3 separate regions of the Mus musculus genome follow, and all the other regions are linked to region 3. The links are chromatin loops, found by intact Hi-C in ENCODE. Cell type or tissue: heart. All regions are shown on one strand. Region 1 overlaps Il2ra (interleukin 2 receptor, alpha chain). Region 2 holds the start of Pfkfb3 (6-phosphofructo-2-kinase/fructose-2,6-biphosphatase 3). Region 3 holds the start of Rbm17 (RNA binding motif protein 17).

The links. Peaks named below come from ENCODE experiments on the same cell type or tissue, not always from the same donor. Only the 100,000 strongest peaks of a DNase experiment are listed, where the experiment ranks them.
Region 1: it touches region 3 in a loop (7-fold over the local background); 22 of 42 quality-filtered maps call a loop at or near these places.
Region 2: it touches region 3 in a loop (5-fold over the local background); 4 of 42 quality-filtered maps call a loop at or near these places.

The regions. Positions count from the first base shown.
Region 1 is chr2:11,686,220-11,688,719 of GRCm38, reverse strand. All of the region lies in intron 7 of Il2ra (interleukin 2 receptor, alpha chain), which reads right to left. The region is part of intron 1 of Gm39760 (a long non-coding RNA gene); the gene reads left to right. Among named protein-coding and RNA genes, the nearest start is that of Gm39759, 6.1 kb to the left of the region's middle. In heart, a CTCF peak has its summit at 1,043 (motif pointing right); no DNase peak of the experiment used is centred here.
Region 2 is chr2:11,500,838-11,503,337 of GRCm38, reverse strand. Pfkfb3 (6-phosphofructo-2-kinase/fructose-2,6-biphosphatase 3) reads left to right here and starts at 1,248. Exons shown (of 18, transcript NM_001177753.1): 1 at 1,248-1,713. The coding sequence starts at 1,638. Gm52500 (a long non-coding RNA gene) reads right to left here and starts at 1,328. Exons shown (of 3, transcript XR_003953759.1): 1 at 1-1,328. In heart, CTCF peaks have their summits at 43 and 1,149 (motif pointing right); DNase peaks (open chromatin) are centred at 27, 1,237, 1,967 and 2,487; H3K4me3 peaks cover 2,500 bases; H3K27ac peaks cover 2,500 bases.
Region 3 is chr2:11,602,324-11,604,823 of GRCm38, reverse strand. Rbm17 (RNA binding motif protein 17) reads left to right here and starts at 1,625. Exons shown (of 12, transcript NM_152824.1): 1 at 1,625-1,739. In heart, a CTCF peak has its summit at 1,493 (motif pointing left); a DNase peak (open chromatin) is centred at 1,543; H3K4me3 peaks cover 1,163 bases; H3K27ac peaks cover 1,366 bases.

The sequences.
Region 1 (2,500 bases), 84 kb before region 3:
TATCTCCATCTTAGACTTTCAACAAATGTCCCTCCCTCCCTCCCTCCCTCATTCCCTTCCTCCCTCCGTATTTCCTTCCACCCATATCTCCCTTTCTTCTTTTTCTTCTATACTAAGGATTGAACCCAGGGCTGAGAAAACATTCTACTATTGACCTGTATCCTCAGCACCACAAAAATATTTCAAGTTTTTTTTTTCTTCCAGTCTACTAGTTCCTACGAGCAGGGCTGGGTTGTGCATGTCTGTGGCCTGCGGTGCAATGTCTGACACTTGGCAGTTGTGGATTTTTCCTCATTTAGTCCTGTGGACTAATAACTGCTGAGTTGGAGTAAGATTAGCCATTAAACATACAGAACTATATTAAAGGGTCACAGAATTAGGAAGGCTAAGGACTACTGCTCTAAACCAAATCAAACACACAAAACCTAACAATCCGACTGGGGGAGAAAGATGTCTCAGGGAGTAAGGGAGTTTGGCACCAATCCTAGTGAATGAAGGAGAAAACCAACTCTCAAAACTTGTCCTCTAACTTCCGGATGCTCGTGCTCCAATCCCACCCAAAAATCAACATTACGAAACAGAAAAAGAGAGAAAAGTATTAACAAAACAGTTCAAAGGGCTGGATCATAGCTGAATAGAACATGTGTCTAGCATGCTCAAGGCCTTGGATTAAATTCCCAGGGCGAACATTTAAAACAAAAAATGAGGCCGGGCATGGTGGTGCACGCCTTTAATTCCAGCACTCGGGAGGCAGAGGGAGGTGGATTTCTGAGTTCGAGGCCAGCCTGGTCTACAAAGTGAGTTCCAGGACAGCCAGGGCTACACAAAGAAACCCTGTCTCAAAACAAACAAACAAACAAACAAACAAACAAACAAACAAACAAACAAAGAAAAGAAACGAAACAAAACAAAACCCATGAAATTCCTAAAAACGTAACTAATGTGAGCCAGCCAGTGCCCTCCTAGCTCCTGGTAAGTGTTCCAAAGTGGCAAAGACTGAAATTTTCAGAATTCAGAGGTAAGATTTCCAATTGGCCACAAGAGGGCAGCATTAGATGAAATTAGCTTCTAGAAAGTAAACTTTTTTCATATATATACACACATATATACACACATGTAAATATATATATATGTACAAACGTGAGCACAGGCACCTATGTGTCTGCAACAGGACCTTGTTATGCTGGACTCCTTGTGGCTGGGATTTCAGAAGTGTTTTGTTTTGTTTTCTTGGACAAATTCTTTGACCAAAGGGGTCATATTGAGATTCTATTTCAGTCTCCCTAATGGCCCCGCTACTGGGAGGTCTAGGGGAATCTCACAGTCTTAGACAGCTCCTTGCTTCACATTGTAAACTCTAAGCTATTGTTGCTCATGAAGAGCCCTGTCCTCTGGTTCTGAGTCTGGTGTCTTCACCAAACGAAAATGCCATGCCAGGTAGATGCTCGTCCTGAGCAGGAAGAAGGTCTCACAAGGACTGAGGGGCCTAGACTGTCAAGGCATATTACATCACGTTTTATCTCCCAGAACTCTAAAAGAACATCTTAAGGAAATGGGTAGAGTGTCAGGGCCATGAGTAACTCTTAGCACAGCAACTATCGGGGTACCCTCATGTGGACCTCAATGCCTTCTGCTTCTTGCTCCACTTGAGGAAAATGAGAAGGAGGCCAGATGAACAACAAAAGAATGGAAGAAACTGGATTCTCACCCACATACCTATGACTCTGTTATTAAAGATTTAAAGTATCAGGGCTGGCCAGAACCTGCTCGGGCAGGAGGGGCACACCCTTGACGTCAGGCGTGTGATGATTTAGTGTTAATTGCCAATTTAACAGAACCTAAAGTTACCGGAAGGGAATCTCAATGGTGGATTACCTAGATTAGGTCATCTGTGAGCATGCCTGCAGGGGATTGTTTTTATTACTGTAATCGATGTGGGAAAACCCAGTCTAAATGGATTTGGGTCCTAGACTGTATAGAAAGAGGAAGTGAGCTGGGATAAGTGTGCATGCAAATTCATTGATCCCTGCTTTTGATGGAGGGTGTGATATGAGTAAAGGCTTCGGGTTTCGGCCACCTTAGCTGCCACACAAGGGTGGACTGCATCCTGGACCTGTAAGTCAGAGAAGCCCCTTCTCTCTTAAGCTGCTTTGGTTGGGGTATTTTATATCACCCACAGGAAATGAAACAAAGACAGGGACAGAACATCTCACACAGCTGACTCTAATGAGGATGTATCTGGCTTTTCTCAAGATGGTTTTATACTCTTAACTCTTTCTTCTTCTTCTTCTTCTTCTTCTTCTTCTTCTTCTTCTTCTTCTTCTTCTTCTTCTTCTTCTTCTTCTTCTTCTTCTTCTTCTTCTCCTTTTCTCCTTCCTTCTCCTTCTCCTTCTCCTTCTCCTCCTCCTCCTCCTCCTCCTCCTCCTCCTCCTCCTCCTCCTCCTCCTCCTCCTCCTCCTTCTTCTTCTTCTTCTTCTTCTTCTTCTTCTTCTTCTTCTTC
Region 2 (2,500 bases), 100 kb after region 3:
GGCCGGCGCCCTCCCAGCAGAGCATGCAGGACGTGCGCGACGTGTGGCAGCCTCTGCGCAGACTTTTCCACTGCAGTGTGGGGTTCCGCGAGCGCCTCCAATCACAGCTCAGCTTCACCGCGACGTGTGCAGCTTGCGCTAAGCAAGGCAGATCTTCTGAGCGGAGGCTTCCTTCGCTAAAATCACATTTAAAGTGTCTTGTCTCCACGGCCTCCCGTGCAGCGGTCCTCACCGAAAGATCCCTTAGATCGTCGCTGAATAAATGAACTCTGGCGGTTCAACGATTGCCTGTTATGCATGTATCTCCAGCCTATGCAAAGTGCAAAAATCGGAAAGGAAGCGAGGGCATGTTCACATCAAACAAAATATAGCCGGTGTGCTAGAGCGGGCGCGTGGGGGTTGGGTGGGTGACATGAATTTAGGATCTAGCTGTCCCTTGATAGTTACTTTGGGGCTCATAGTCCGGTAATGGGAGAGGGAATGGGGTCTACTTTTAATCACTACTTGCAGAAGGGGTATGGAATATGGCCCATGTTGAAAGGGAAAATAATACCAACCGCCCCCCGCATCCCAAAGTTCCTTTTCGGTCGAACCTTCCTTCCTTCCTTATTTATTTATTGCCCCCCTTCAAGCGCCAGGCACGGTAGCACTGAGTGAGGGGTAGCAACACTACCCAAGCATGTTTCCCGGGGATTCAGGAAAAGTATGCGCCCGTGCCCGGAGGTGGCAGTGTCAGCAATGGCAGGGGACATAGTGGGCGATAATGCACAGGTGTTACCAGGAGGCAGCTCTGACCTGCGTCTTCACTTGGACTGAGCCAGTCCCCAAATCATGTAACTATGGTGCATGGTGTTGGGGCTCCCACGGCTTGTAAGGCTGAACTGGGAAGATGCTTTTACATAGCTCTAGCTCTGTGTGTGTGTGTGTGTGTGTGTGTGTGTGTGTAGGGGTGGAGGACTGTCAACGAACCACATTGGACATTATCAGATCGCTGCTGCCTTCCAAGCACAGATGAGGAAAGTGGCTGGAATTATTTGGGGACTCCGTTCCTGTCTTGCGCCCTTAGGGAATAAACTTAGGGACGGAAAGGAGGACGAAAGAACCAGCCTGGGTTGCAGGAACAGAGCGTGCTGCTCTCGTCCACCCGCAGGGGGCGGCAGCAGGCTGTCTCTTGGCCTTGCCCACCCTTCTCTCCACGTGAAAGGGGGCTGGGACGCAAAGAATGCGGCCCGCCCCGAGGCTGACGCGCCGCGCTACCGGTCAGATCTTAAAAGGCCGGGCAGTGCGTGTGGCATCCCGACAGAACTGGAGAGGAGCAAGTGGCAGTGCTGGGTGTTGGGACCGTGGCTGTCACTGCGCTGGAGCATCCCTGAGCTTTTGAACAGAGCCGACTAGTCAGCAGTGCAGCAGCCGCAACTCCACGCCGCTCTCATCTGTCTCGTGTCTCCGCTCAGGCGATCCTTCCTCCGAGACTCCGCACAAAGCACATTTTCCAAAGCAGTGCAAGGGAGCGCCCAGCCGCGTGCAGGCGGACGCACCCTTCCTGTCCTTTGTTCCGGGGGGATCTGCTGCTGCTCTTCTCCCCAAGTCGGAGTCTTTCCTCCAGGGGTGGCGGGTCGCCGAATACAGCTACGAAGATGCCGTTGGAACTGACCCAGAGCCGGGTACAGAAGATCTGGGTGCCCGTCGATCACCGACCCTCGTTGCCCAGATGTGAGTGCAGGCAGCCACGTGGGGGGCTAGGTTGTAGATTGCGCCGCGTGCAGAGCCCGGCCATTGTGTGTGCAGCGGCTTTGTGCCGGTTCCCCTCTGCGGGAAGCGCACTCGTGCCGGTCGGCCCGGCCCGGCGAGGCGGGGGTGGCGGCCGGCTGCGTCTCCCAGGCTGGGCAGAAGGGGCGCTGTGGCTCCGGAAACCTCCTGTGTGCCCGGCCCGGCCTGGGCTCTCTGGGCCAGCGCCTCCCAGAGGCTGGAGAGACCTGGCTGCTCCGGAGTCACCCTGGCCGACTGCAGCAGGGGCGCGGCCGCCCACACCAACGCCCCCTTTTCTTTGGGTCTCCTCTGGTTCACGGTCTTTTTTCTTCCTCGGATCTTTGCACCTCTGTATATTTCCATCTTCGCCGTCACTCCCGTGACTGCAGATCCTTGGTTGCAGGGATGGTTTATGGGTTGGTGACTAGTGTTGTATTACAGACGCACTCGTTTACCCGGAGCACGGAATTTGCTGGCAGTTTCTCTTAGTGCCTCACCTGTTGCTGCTGTGAACGATTTGGGAAGGTTTCATTCACTTCCATCCCTAGATAGGAAGAGGTGCCTCTGGGAAGAGCGGATGGAATTGCTCTAAGGCAATGCTTCCCTCCCAGGCAGCAGGCCCAGGAGCCCACGGGGGTAAACAGGAGCGAGCTGCCCAGTGGACACGTTGCTCACATCACGTTTGTAGTTTGAGAATCTACTGGCAAAACTGGGAGGTGGTTTCCTGTCACCCTGGGACACTGGAACACCA
Region 3 (2,500 bases):
TGTCAAACTTTTAATCAACCCACACATGGTGTTGCTATCTGATTTCTTTATGTTTATCTGCCACAAGCTGGTACTTTATTCCAGGCTTGCATTTTCAAGCTTTCAGAATTTTTAAAATTTTTTAAATTTTTATTATTTATTTATTTATTTGGCTTTTCGAGACAGGGTTTCTCTGTATAGCTCTGGCTGTCCTGGAACTCACTCTGTAGACCAGGCTGGCCTCGAACTCAGAAATCCCCCTGCCTCTGCCTCCCGAGTGCTGGGATTAAAGGCGTGTGCCACCACGCCTGGCACTTTCAGAATTATTTGAACACTTTCTTGTAAATCAGATTATAATGTTGGTGTGTTCACTTGTGTAAGGTCCACCTCCACAGTTTTATGATGGCTATTCCTGGTTTTCAACTCGACTACATCTGGAATGAACTACAATCCAGAAATGGAGGGCACACAGGATCTTGAGGCTGGAAGACACAGGCTGCTGACCCAGATCTTGACATGGAGATCATGAGACAGCCCAGGCAAGGTAGTGCACAACTTTAATCCCAGGACACTGAGGCAAGCAGTTCTCTGAGTTCAAGGCCAGCCTGGGACAAAGCAAGTTCCGGATCCAGGTGTGGAACTTGAGGACATAAAGACATTGGGAGAAAGAAGATTGACTCACTCCTCGTCACCTTCTTGCACTTACTTGACAGCATCTCTGTTGGAACCGATTTCTTCAGATTGTAGCTTAGACAGAAGACCAGATGAAACAACCTACTTCGTGGGACAGAGCAACTACTAGATTCTTGGGTTTCCCATTCACAGCTGCCCATTGTCAGGTTAGTTGGACTGCAGAGTGTAAATCATTGCAATAAATTCATTTAATATATATAGACAGTCTATAGGTCCTCTGACTATAGAGAACCCTGACTGATACATTTTTCAGCTTGAATTCACCACCACCACCACCCTTTGCGGGGGGGGGGGGGGGTTGTTGTTATTGTTGCTGTTTTTCAAAATAGGGTTTCTGTGTAGTCCTGGCTGTCCTGGAACTCACTATATAGACCAGGCAGGCTTTGAACTCAGAAATCTCTGTCTCTGCCTCTCAAGGGCTGAGATTAAAGGCATGGGTCACAACTGTCCAGCTATAGCTTGAAATAATTTTTACATGCAACCAAAAATATGGGGAAAACATATTTACACAAAGCCCTGGTTTCTCTGACCTTTCTTTTGCCATTTGCTGCATTTTTATTCCAAGCGAGCAAGGTTTATAGTGTTTACATTCTTTCTCTGAAGACCTAGCTCAGTGTGTGTTTTTAATGCTATTAGATTCTGCAACATCTCGCCTGCAAATTTATTTCCACCATTTAGTATATAAGGGAATAGTTGGGAGTGAATACCTGGAGCCTAGTAGGGGATTCGGCTCCTACTCCAAGGTCAGAAGGCACATGAATCTCGAAACCTTGTGCCAATGGCGCCATCTCTTGGCCGGCAGAGAGGAGATGCAATGTAGTCCTCCCGTCAGCAGGGTGCAGTGCGAGCCGGAGAGTGCAGCTTTGCTTCCGCGAGTCACACGCAGGCGCAGACGTGGACTCCCGGCAGCCTCCGCTCTCTTACCCCGCGCGGTGCATCCCTTTGCGGACTCCGTGGAGGCTCGGCGCTGCGGCGGACTCCGGCGGTGGGCGGGCTTCCGCGCAGGGCGGCCGGGCTCCGCGCTGCCGCCGCCGTGGCCCATGGGCACAATCGTCTCGGAAGGCCGGGTGAGTGGCGCCGCGGCGGCCCTGGCAGGCGGTCTGATCCGGAACGTAGACTCGGGTGTGCGCGCCTTCACGGATGCGCTGGACGCGAGGCCGCGGCTCTAGGCCGCGCCGTGAGGGGCGCGGGGATGCGGGCGGGGCACCCCGAGCTGCCCGGGGGGTTCCCAGCCCTCCACGTTGGGCTCCTTCAGCCTGCCACGTTCCACCGGGCCACCTAGATCCCCCCTTCACCAGTCCCGATCCTCTTGACAGTGAAGAAAGTACCTTTCTCCTCTTCATGGCCCATGCCCAGACCAAGTTGTTGGGTCGCAAGACCGCAGTAACCCAGACTGCGTCGGGCCTCAGGAATGGAGAAGCCAAAACACAAACCCCAAAACTTGTTTCCTTCCAGAGCACCTGAAGTGAAGGTTGAGGCCGTTGTCTCACCGGGACAGAGAGTGTCTGTTGTAACCCCCGGCATGCTCAGGCCTGCGCTAAGGGGAGTTTTAGCGTTCATGTCCCTCCGCTAGCTTTCGAGCTTCTTCTGCTTGGACCAGTTGTGCTCTGAATGAGTGCTGCAAGCTCAGTAAGGTGCTTCTCCAGGGGTTAGATCTCTAAGAAGCTCGTTGGAAAACCCAGGCCTGGATTGATCCGAAGAACCAGATTACAAGCTGGAAAGACCTGGAAGAGGAGTTTTATTACAAGTGGAAAGGCTGCACCTATGAGGAAGAGGGAAAGCAAGAGCAGAGAAGCGCTGTAGAGTATTCTGCAGTTTAAGGCTGTGA